Linked DNA regions of Homo sapiens: region 2 is linked to region 1. The links are chromatin contacts, found by Hi-C or POLR2A ChIA-PET in ENCODE. All regions are on one chromosome and are shown on one strand. The core of a region is the stretch at or near the end of the contact, and the rest is flanking DNA. Distances in the headings are between cores, read along the strand shown. Region 1 overlaps DENND2B (DENN domain containing 2B). Region 2 holds the start of DENND2B (DENN domain containing 2B).

Region 1 (5,017 bases), core at 789-3,288:
ACAGCTAAATAGACTGCAGTGGGAGCAATATAAATCTCTGTAAACTTATGAGTCAAAGATGGGTCACTGGGATTTGGGACTGGATTAAGTGATTCCCAACTCCAAGCAGAGTCCCCAGCAATGGAACAGACCTTTTCCTGTAACACAGTCATGCTATTAAAATGACTTGTCTCCATTCCAGAGCCCTGACTAAGCGGAGCTGGCCCAGCAGCCCTGTCGCAAGAAGCCAAATAGCAAACCCGGCACCCCCTGCATGTTTTCTCCAGCCTACCCCACTGTGGGGCACTTAGGGAGGTGTTGGGGATGGATTCTCTACTTCTTGATCCTTCCCCAACATATGCCCTGCAGGAGTGAGGAGGTGGGGGAACTAAGAAGGGAGAATGCCAGGACACAGTCTTCTGATCCCCTAAAACAGGACCAGAGCATCACTGTCCACATCACGGCAGGGAGAACATTTATGCCAAGCTCAACAAATCGAAACTGCCTTGGACTGCATGATCAGCCAGGGCCTTTATTGTCATCCCCAACCTATAGGAAGCCTTGTCCCAATCCCAGGGGTTTCTCCAAGCCACTGACATTTGGGGTTGAATAATTCTTGTTGTGGTAGACTGTCCTGTCCATTTTTAGGATGTTTAGTGGCAACCTTGGCTTCTATCCACCAGGAGACATTAGCATCTCCTTAGCTATAACAGCCAAAAATGTCTCCAGACACTGCCAGATGCTCTCTGGGACGGACAGAGGGAAGGAGGGAGAGAGAGGGAGGGAGGCAGGAATGGAGGGAGGGAAGAGTGAAGTTGTCCCCCAACTGAGAACCACTGCTTTAGATAGAGCTTTCTAAACTTCCAATGGCTTCTGAGTGTGACATGAGTCCCAAGACTAGCCCTCTTTTTTTTCCATCCTTCCCTCCTTCACCTCACTCCCTCCTTCCTTCCTTCTTTTCCCTACAGTAAGAGCTTTGAATATTGATACAAAATCCAAAGCTCCAAGAAAAAGACATAGGATACTGAGGCCCAGGGAAGTAATAGATGTACAAGCCTGGTGCACATCACTGACAACCCAGGGGAAAACAGCCAGCAACATCAGGTTCTCAAGATAGGTCCTGTCTCTGGAAACTCAATTTCAGGAAGGCCTGCTCCTCCCCAGCCCCTTGTGCCAGCCTCTCTTCTCCAGCAATGTTTAACATCCTGTCTAATGTAACAAAGCCACTAATCAGTTCTCCAGCAAATAGACGGCTGGCTGCAGCCCACACGCTGCCTCCCCAGCCTCAGCTTGGTCCCTTCACTGCCCTAACTCATCTCTCAGCTTCCTGGACCATTCCTGACTGCCCCGGAGGAGCTGTCTCAAATAGATTCTCCCAGTCATCTCTCCAGGTGGACAGGGGACCAGGGGATGGAGATGTACAGAGACAAGTGGACCCTGAGTCCTGGACCACTAAACTGAACCAGCTGAGAGCAAATAAGTATCAAAGGAATGGCTCAGAGTTGGAGGAGACGGTAGGCTGGGAAATGGTGTGCAGAACATCCTAGGGAGGACAGAGCTAAAGGAGCTAAGGCTGAATGGGAGATTCAGCAGGGGCATGAATGGGAGACAGGGAGCCTGGCAGACTGCAAATTTCTACCTGCATTCCTGCCCACACAGCTTTCTTGGGACAGTCCACATGACCCTTGGAGAGGGACGAAGAGGTGGACCCTCTTCCCTGAAGGCCTGGCCCTCAGCAAGCCCAGCTGGAGAAGCCAGAGGTCTCAACCTTTCCCAGCTTGGATGATGAAATAAGGGACAAAAGGCATCACCGAGAATTTCTGCTTTGCACTCTTCTAAAAGGGGATTATCAGAGCCCAAAGGTGTCACACAAATCCTCTTAAAGGAAGAATCCAGCCCCTCTGGGCCCTGCTCCCACTCCTCCCCACAACCTCCCACTCCTCCCTACAACCTCCCACTCCTCTCCACAACCTTTCACTCCTCCCCATAACTCCTTTGGTCTTAACCACACATACAGCACTCCCCCAGCCCCAACCTAACTGGAAAAACCAGTTAGGAAAGGGGTGTGTGTATACGCACAGGCACTGAGAATTTCTCCAAACACAGTCCTAAGCTTCCTGGACCACACCCATTACTAGGGTCCTGGGTCTGCAGCTTCCCTCCCCAACAACCTCCGTCCGGTTCCAACCAGCTGTTTCTCCTGGTTCTCAGCCTTTTTCCCTCTCTCACACAGGACAGAAAGGGCCAGGATAAGAGCCCAACTCCCTGGCAACAGATCAGACTGGGGCCTCTAAGGGGCTGGCTGTTGCCCACCCTCCAAGCCTTGACACCATTTCTCGACAGCCCCGGCACCTTCCCTGGGCTGCACCTCTTGGCTGTTTTGTTTCCCACTGCAACCTCCATCCCAGTGGGTGCCCTCTGCTCCTTACTGTTTCCCAGCCTGGGGGCAAATAAGGGAAGCAACCAGAGAGAGTGGAGGCTCAAAAGACTTTGCAGTCCAGGCTGACTGGCCCGGTCCCCGGCTTGCATCCCACTGAAGTTCCTGGAAACGCTCCCTCAGCCCAGGCTAGCTGATGGGAGTGGGAATCTGCAGGAATGCAGCTCAGGCGCCGAGGCCACTCCACATAATTCCTTAACAAGCTGCTTCCTTGGGTGCATTTTTAAGTGTCAGGCTCAGAATGCAAACATAAGGCCTGGTAGAATAGCAGCATCTTCCAGGGGCAGATGTGAGATGGGACAGGCGGGAAATAGCAGCCCTGGAAGCAGCAAGGCAGTAACTTTCTTTCCGAACTCCTTTTCTGCAAGTTAGCAAGGTAAACCTCAGTATGTTTGGGAGTACCCCACCCCAGCTCCTCAGGCATCATGCCTAGTGTAGGCAGGAGGCCAGCAAACCCTCCACAACCCCCATTCGAGTCCACTGTTCACAGACAGACATGTTTGTCTTGGGGCCAACTGGCCCTCCACCTATGACAGACAGGACTCCAGTCCAATCACCAGGACCCAAGATGGAGATGAGCACTAGGCTCTCTGCCTCCCAACAGCTCCATTCCTGCATGCCTGCAGGAGCCTGATCCAGCGGGGTCAGAGTCATCCTTCACCCCACAGAGCACAGGCTGGGCCAAGACCAGAGAGACGGCTCCCAGGAAGTCCGAGCCACTGATCAGTCCTAAGCAAGACGGGAAACTGCCATTCTGAGTTCAGCAATAAGACACCCCCTGAAGCCTTGTGGGGAGCTCCAAACTCTCGGGCCTGTCCCCAGGGAAGGAAAAGGAAACCCACCAGAATCTAACAGAAAGAGAGTATTTTCCTCTGTATTTCCCTCTGGCCTCCCTAGTCAGGTCCCAGAAATTCAGATTGGGCTGCTATGGGGACATAAAAAGGGAAAACACGCACAGGGCACTGTCCTAACTGCAGACTCCGGAAACCACCCCCACCACCCCACGAGGCCAAAGCAAAACCTAAACATCCGATGCAGTATATTCCCAAACTGGTGCCTGGGTCGCTCCCCTCCCTTTCTCCTGCATCCTCCCCCTCTCTTCTTTCCCTGTTCTCTAAGTGCTCCAAAGATCCAGAAGCCAGGTGAGCAGCTACCTCTACCTTCTGCCCACACAGCGCTGACCCCTAGCTGTACTCAGCCACCCAAGAGGCAGCCAAGGTGCTCCCATATTTTTTTTAACTCCTCATGCAACACCCAGAGTGGAAGAGAGTCCTCCCTAATGAGTGGGGAGGCAGCTCTGTTGCCCCACCCCCTCCCTACCTCCTGTTGCAGGGTACATTCTAGTTTGGCAGAAACTGCAATGTGTCAGTTTGCTGCCCAGGACCCTGGGAGCACCCAGTGTGGCTGCTGCCGTGGGCAGAGAGGGCTGTGTTTTTCTGATGTCCCTTGACTATGCTGGGTGCTGGCAATCCTGTGGTCCTCCCATTCTCTATTATCTGACAAGGATTTCCTGTGGGGATACGTTCTTGGATCATCTGAACTGAAATAATTTGAGAAAGGGACGGCTTCAACCATTTCTCTCTGTCCAGAGTTCCACCATCCAGGGCTCTGTTCAGGATTTTTTGGGGCAATGTTTGGGGGGCAGAATTTTGGAAGAACTGTTCTGGGCAACACAGCTGTTCCCCAGGCCTTCTTAGGTCAGGTTTGAGAGAAGGGAAAGAGGAGGGCAAGTGTGTCTAGGCCTCTGCCTACTCACTCATTCGGGAGGACTTTCTTCCACTCTGGGATGTTAGTCTTGCATAAGGAGGTGAGAAATACAGGAACAGCACTGGCTGCCTCTTGGGTGGCTGAGTAGAACTGGGGTATGGGCTGCAGTTGGGGCATCTTCCTTAACTGCCCACCTGGCTTCTGGATCTTTTGTTCTGATGCCCCTAGCTCTTGACCTCTGCTCTGGGTGGCCTATAGGTACAAAGCTGTCTTTTCCCCAGTGGTAAGGGAAAGGGCCTCCCTCCCCAAACTCTTTTGCGGTTCTAGGGACCTCATTCCCACAGTCTTCCTGCTGTGACCCAGTTTTGCATGGCTACATACTATACGCTCTGTTCCTGGGAAAGCAGTGTCCCTGCACATCCCAGCATGGCTGCTGTCTCCCCAGAAACAATGGCCCAGCAAGTGGTAAGGAAACGGCTGTGAAACCAATGGCTCAGATCAAATGAGGGAACAGATGGCCCTCTCTTCATAAGATTCCAGGCTTCTGGCTCACGCCTATAATCCCAGAACTTTGGGAGACCGAGGCAGGCGGATCATGAAGCCAGGAGATCGAGACCATCCTGGCTAACACGGTGAAACCCTGTCTCTACTAAAAATACAAAAAAATTAGCCAGGTGTGGTGGCGGGCACCTGTAGTCCCAGCTGCTGGGAAGGCTGAGGCAGAAGAATGGCATGAACCCGGGATGCGGAGCTTGCAGTGAGCCGAGATCGCACCACTGCACTCCAGCCTGGGTGACAGAGCGAGACTCCGTCTCAAAAAAAAAAAAAAGATTCCAGGCTTCTGATAATCTGGAGGTTTCCCTCTACCCTGGGCCACTTCTCTCTCTCATGTAT
Region 2 (5,017 bases), core at 1,694-4,193, 89 kb after region 1:
GAACAGCTGCAGCCCCAATCTAAGCTGTGGGCAGCTTCTCCTTCAGGCCTTAGAGGCTGTTGTGACATGACTCAACTAGAAGGGGAGCTGCTTGTTTTGTTTCATTTTTTTAATCTGCCTACTATGGGTCTGCTCAAGGGCTTCTTCCCAGACACCACTCCGGGATATGGCTGGCAGGTCTTCCCCATCCTACAGTAAAGCTGGGGCTGTGGGTGACGCGCTCTAGTATGCCATACGCCCTTTCGACTCAATGAGGACAGACCTGGGACTCTCCTTGCCTGGAGTCTCCCTTCCCCTGCTCTTCCATTCCTTGGCACAGTCCCATGGCATATCAAGAATCTCTGCCCTTGGAATTCCCACTTCCTTGTTTCTTTTTCTTTCCCCATAAGCTGTGGCCTTATGAGTTCCTGAAAGACCTGCCCAGCCCCCAAGAAGCCTTTCGGAGCAATAACACTTTCTCCCAGTTAGAACCCTGCCTTCTAAACCCAGAATGAAGGAGAAAGACCCCTTTGCCCACTGCAGAGTGTGCCCAGCAGGACCCAGCAGGATGAGGGAACCAGGCCTGGCCTCTTTTCCAGCTGCTAAAGTTTATGGTGCCACAACTCTACAGGCAGCTGTGGGACACAGGAAAAGCGACGGGTCTTTTGGAATACCTCTCCTCTATACTATATATAAACACATGAGTCAGGTGACCAAGGAAAGCTTCCTCCCTGCAGGATCGTCTATGAGGCTCCAGTTTTATGGCAAACATCACTCTTATGAAACGACCCAACCCAAGGAAAGCAACATTTGTTTCCTTAAACATCCTGAAGAAGTCTTTTCAGATTTTTCTCATGTTTACTTATAAATGCAGAAAGGAAGAAGGCACTTTATAAAATGAGAGAACCAGAACAGAGAGGCAAAGTGACTTTCCAGAGAGAGTTGGGTCATTCCTCAAGCTTCAATTCACAACACGGTTCGTTAGATAGGACGTGACTTGTTTCAAACTACTTTCATGGAAGTTATCCCACTGGCTCCTCCCAACAGTCCTGTGAAGTTGTTCTTATTACCTCCATCTCACAGGTAAGAATCTGAAGCTCCTATTAGTTAAGATACTTGCCCGTGGCCGCCCTATGGGAACAGAATCTAGCCGTCGACTCAAGTCTAGCAACCCAAATCCATTATTCTTTCTGCTATACCAACAGAAGGAGCAGCAGCTCCTGAAACTGGGTCTCTGCTAGCCCTCTTCACAGATGTGGGGATGGTAAAATTGAAGAGCTCCAACTACACACACAAGTAGAAAAGAAGGCTGAGGTTCTGGATTTACACTGCCAACTGAAGGGGCCACTGGCTCAGTGTTATGCCACATCCCTCCAGCAAAATGTAGGTTTCAACTAAGCAAAGGATCCCTGGAGTGTATGTAGCAAGAGGAATAACTTCAGAAGTGGACCGTCTGAGGTCCAGGGCCATGGAGTTCACCCTTGTGGACCCTCAGGCCACAACCACGATGTATACATGTACTCATTTTAGGGAGCCGGAACTGGGGACATGGCCAGTGCTTGCATTGGCAAGCTGATCCGAAGTTAATCAGAATGCCCCCTCATTGTTTGCCAGAATACAAAAGACATTCTGTTCAGAAAGTTCAAGAAGAAAAACTGAAGAACCAGGACAGCAGCTGTTCCCTCATCCCACAGAGAAACCAAAGGCATTTGCAAAGTTCCCTGAGGCCAAGAAGTGAATTTAAGACATAACATGGCTCAAGTGGAAGCACAACCCCTGATGGGTCTCCGTTGCAGGAAGTGTTTGCTGCATTCATCCTCCTCATAATATTACTGACAACCCCACTACCCTATCACCTATAAAACTGCCTTTCTGGGAGGGTCTCCTTTCCAAGGCCACACAGCTCACCATGTACCACTCCTCTAGGTCAGAACAAGTTTTACCAAAACTTAGGACAATCAGTGTAGGAGTGCACAGCGTGGACACTGCGTGCCCTGAGATTTGGTCAAAATGTAACCAAAGGAATCCACCCGGCACAACTACAGTGCCTCATGTTCCCCAGCTCTTAGCAGCTGCTGCTGAGAGCTCACTCTGGGACATCTGGATGAGAAACCTGTTTGCAGGCCCCCCAACCCCAAGCCAGCCCCCTCCTCCACCTCTTAGGAAAGTCTGTGATCGACCTTTTGATGTGGGAGGACAGCTTGATTCTTACCAAGCTGCCTGGAAGAGAGAGAGTGCAAAACCCCAGCTCAGGCATCCCTGTGACAGTCCCTCTGTCCTAATAAATGCTCTAGAGGGACTTGGAACTCACCACAGGCTCCTGGCTGAGCTTAATTAGCCTTTTTTTTTTTTTTTTTTCCATTACAGGTCAGACATAGCAGCACCAAGAGACAAAACAGACAGTGTTCACTAGGACGAACAAGCGGCTCAAAAGGCACTGGAGTTTCCCTGTAAGAACTACAAACACCACGGGAGTGATGTTAACTCAGATTTTTCCATATAAAAGATTCTTCCTGTAAAAATATCCTGTGCCTTTGTGCTAAATAAAAGTAAAATGATGCTTTTTAGAGTGAAGTCTAAACACCTCAGATTCAGCAAGAGTGAGATCAGCTAGATTTGCAAAGTCAAGAAAATTGGCTGTTTCCCTCCTCCTTAAGCTAATAGAATCCAACTGTTGGAGCATGACATCATTCCTGAGCCCCAAACCCCGAGCAGAGACTACAGACACTCGCCTGACTCCCAGAAAACAGCCGGAGAGAAGGGCCAGGAAAGGAGGCCAAATGATCCCAGCCCGGAGCTGCCCTTACCTGAAAGTCCCGCTGCTTTCCTGCCCACTCCATTCTCACACCGCAGCCGGCTAGGGAGCCCAGGGCCCCCAAATCCACTGGCTTAAGCTCCGATACCTGCTGCGAGCTTCCCACAGCTCCTTCCTCTGACCTTTCGTGGCGCTCCTCGCAGCCAAGTGAGCAGAGCACTGCTAGCCGGCCAGGCCGGTTGTCATGGAGACCCTGTCCTCGCTAGGCGGGCGCGCGCACAGCGGCGCGCTCTTGGCCTAGCGCGTGCACAAGGGCGCTCTCTTTTTCTTTCTTTCTCACTGTCTCTCTCTCTCTCTCTCTCTCTCTCTCTCTCTCAGTTCTGGGAGGCTTCCATGAAACAGCACTGTCTTTTGATCAGCTCGGTTTTTGCATGCATTCCACTCCTCCTACCTCCCTTCCAGTCCAACAGGGGCTCTGAACTGCTCCTGGGAACTTGCTTGAACAGCTCAGAGGGGAGAAGGGAGAAGACAGTGAGTGGACTTGTTTTCTTCCCCTCCAGTGTCTCATTTTTTATAACTTGGAAGAATCCCTGCCAGGGGGGAGGGAGCTAGCTGAAGCGCTTGAAGGGGACCCAGCTTCCTCTGGGTCCTGGAGCTCGGGTAGGAGGGACCCTGATGCGCTGCCTTGACTTGTTTGTGCACTTGGGATTTTTCCGGGCAGCAGTTGGGGCGGAAATGCACTCACATCCCAGGAGCTCGCCTGGACTGGCCTCTCTGCTTACCTTGCTGCCTGTCCAGGTTGTGGCGATGGCTTTAACCAGTGCAGGGACTCATGGTACTAGTGGTGGCGCCTAAGCAGTCTCTCATCTTCCTGAAATGGAGAGCAAAGACAACTCGGTCAGGACCAGGAAGAATCCTGGGCAAGTCGAGAGTCACAACCCAGACGACAAACCTGATACAAATACAGCCTTGTCTCTCTGCCCTGCTAAGGATCTGCAGCTAAGGTGCAGGCTTAGTGGGAGCTGCTGTCACAGTCGGTAATAATATTGCTCCTGTCAGAAAATGAGCACAGTCCCTGGGACACGGCAGACCCCCTAAGTTTAGTCCCATCCCCATCCCCATCCTGTCCCTTCCTCTCCCCCCTACCCAGCATACATTTCTGCTTTGTAACATTCTTTTTACATGTATCATTTTGTTTGATCCTCATAACCTTTTGAAATACACTGCACAGATATTTTTATGACCATTTTTTCAAGTTTATTTATTATTCTTCTTAAATTTCTTTTAGAGACAGGATCTTGCTCCATTGCCCAAGCTGGAATGCATTGGTGCAATCATAGCTCACTACATCATCAAACTCCTGGGCTCAAACAACCCTCCTGCCTCAGCCTCTGAAGTAGCTGGGACTACAGGCATGCACCACCACGCCTGGCTACTTTTTTAATTTTTATTTTTATAGAGACAGGGTCTCACTATGTTGCCCAGGCTGGTTTTGAACTCCTGGCTTCACGCAATCCTCCTGCCTCAGCCTCTCAAAGTGCTGGGATTACAGGCGTGAGCCAGCATACTGGCCTTATGACCATTTTATAGATGGAAAAACTGAGACTCAGAGAGATTAAACATTTGATCTGCACTTATACAGTTAGGCAGTCAAAGAACTAAGAGATCAGCCAAGTTCGCCCTAGTCCAGCACACTTTCAACTAAAGTATATTGCCACCTGATTTCAAAAACTGTCAACTTTTTGATAACTGGTTATGAGATAACGCTGGGCTCCCAAGGGAAGGTGGAGAATCCTTGTAAGTTGTGGCGAGATAGGCTGACTACCATCCTTTCAGCCTAAAGACCTTAAGACAGCATCTCTAAGATGTAAAACGTCCTGATGCACAGCTCGGAGAAAAAGCCCTACCCTACAGCTATATGTGACCTTGCACTTTTCTAAACGACTCTCAAAATCTTGGCTCGTCTGTTCAACATGACAGGTCTGAAAGTTAGGATTGGCATTATTATACTAATTTAACAGATTTTTTTTTTTTAATTCTACAACAGAAGTAAAATTACTTGCCCCAGGTCATGGAACCAGGAAATAAAATCTAGAAACAATCCCCAAGCCTTTCAAGTCTCTTGAGTACATTAAGCACAGTGGTTGCAACAGCACCAGGGGTCAGAAGACCTTGGCAGTGCCTGACTCCACCACTAACGGGCCATGTGCCATTGGGCAAGTCCCATGACTTCCCCCTTTCCACCTACAGAGCCTACTGACAGGGCTGGGACTGAGCATCGGA

What was found. Hi-C counts contacts between places; a loop is a spot of excess contacts on that map. ChIA-PET counts read pairs that join two places held with the same protein, here RNA polymerase II (POLR2A). Pooled maps may share reads with other maps.
Region 2: a loop to region 1 is called in a map of stomach, with 2.6 times the contacts of the local background. The contact joins the promoter of DENND2B here to the enhancer-like site in region 1. A Hi-C loop is called at or near these places in 25 of 168 maps with a recorded cell type or tissue (GM11168, IMR-90, PC-3 and 15 more), 2 of 37 single-sample maps with no recorded cell type and 17 of 50 pooled maps. POLR2A ChIA-PET finds 5 or more read pairs at or near these places in 11 of 52 experiments (AG04449, AG04450, BJ and 8 more).

What each region holds. Positions count from the first base shown.
Region 1 is chr11:8,719,358-8,724,374 of GRCh38, forward strand. The region is part of intron 4 of DENND2B (DENN domain containing 2B); the gene reads right to left. LOC107984308 (a long non-coding RNA gene) reads left to right here. Exons shown (of 2, transcript XR_001748118.2): 2 at 1-175. Among named protein-coding and RNA genes, the nearest start is that of SNORA3B, 36 kb to the left of the region's middle. Within about 2 kb of position 2,039, at least 13 of the 41 ENCODE cell types and tissues checked have a DNase peak (open chromatin) inside an H3K27ac peak, as active enhancers do; they include PC-3, PC-9, breast epithelium and 1 more, where a contact is called at or near this core.
Region 2 is chr11:8,807,731-8,812,747 of GRCh38, forward strand. DENND2B (DENN domain containing 2B) reads right to left here and starts at 2,944. Exons shown (of 20, transcript NM_213618.2): 1 at 2,787-2,944. It overlaps DENND2B-AS1 (DENND2B antisense RNA 1), which reads left to right. Exons shown (of 5, transcript NR_120590.1): 5 at 2,347-2,546.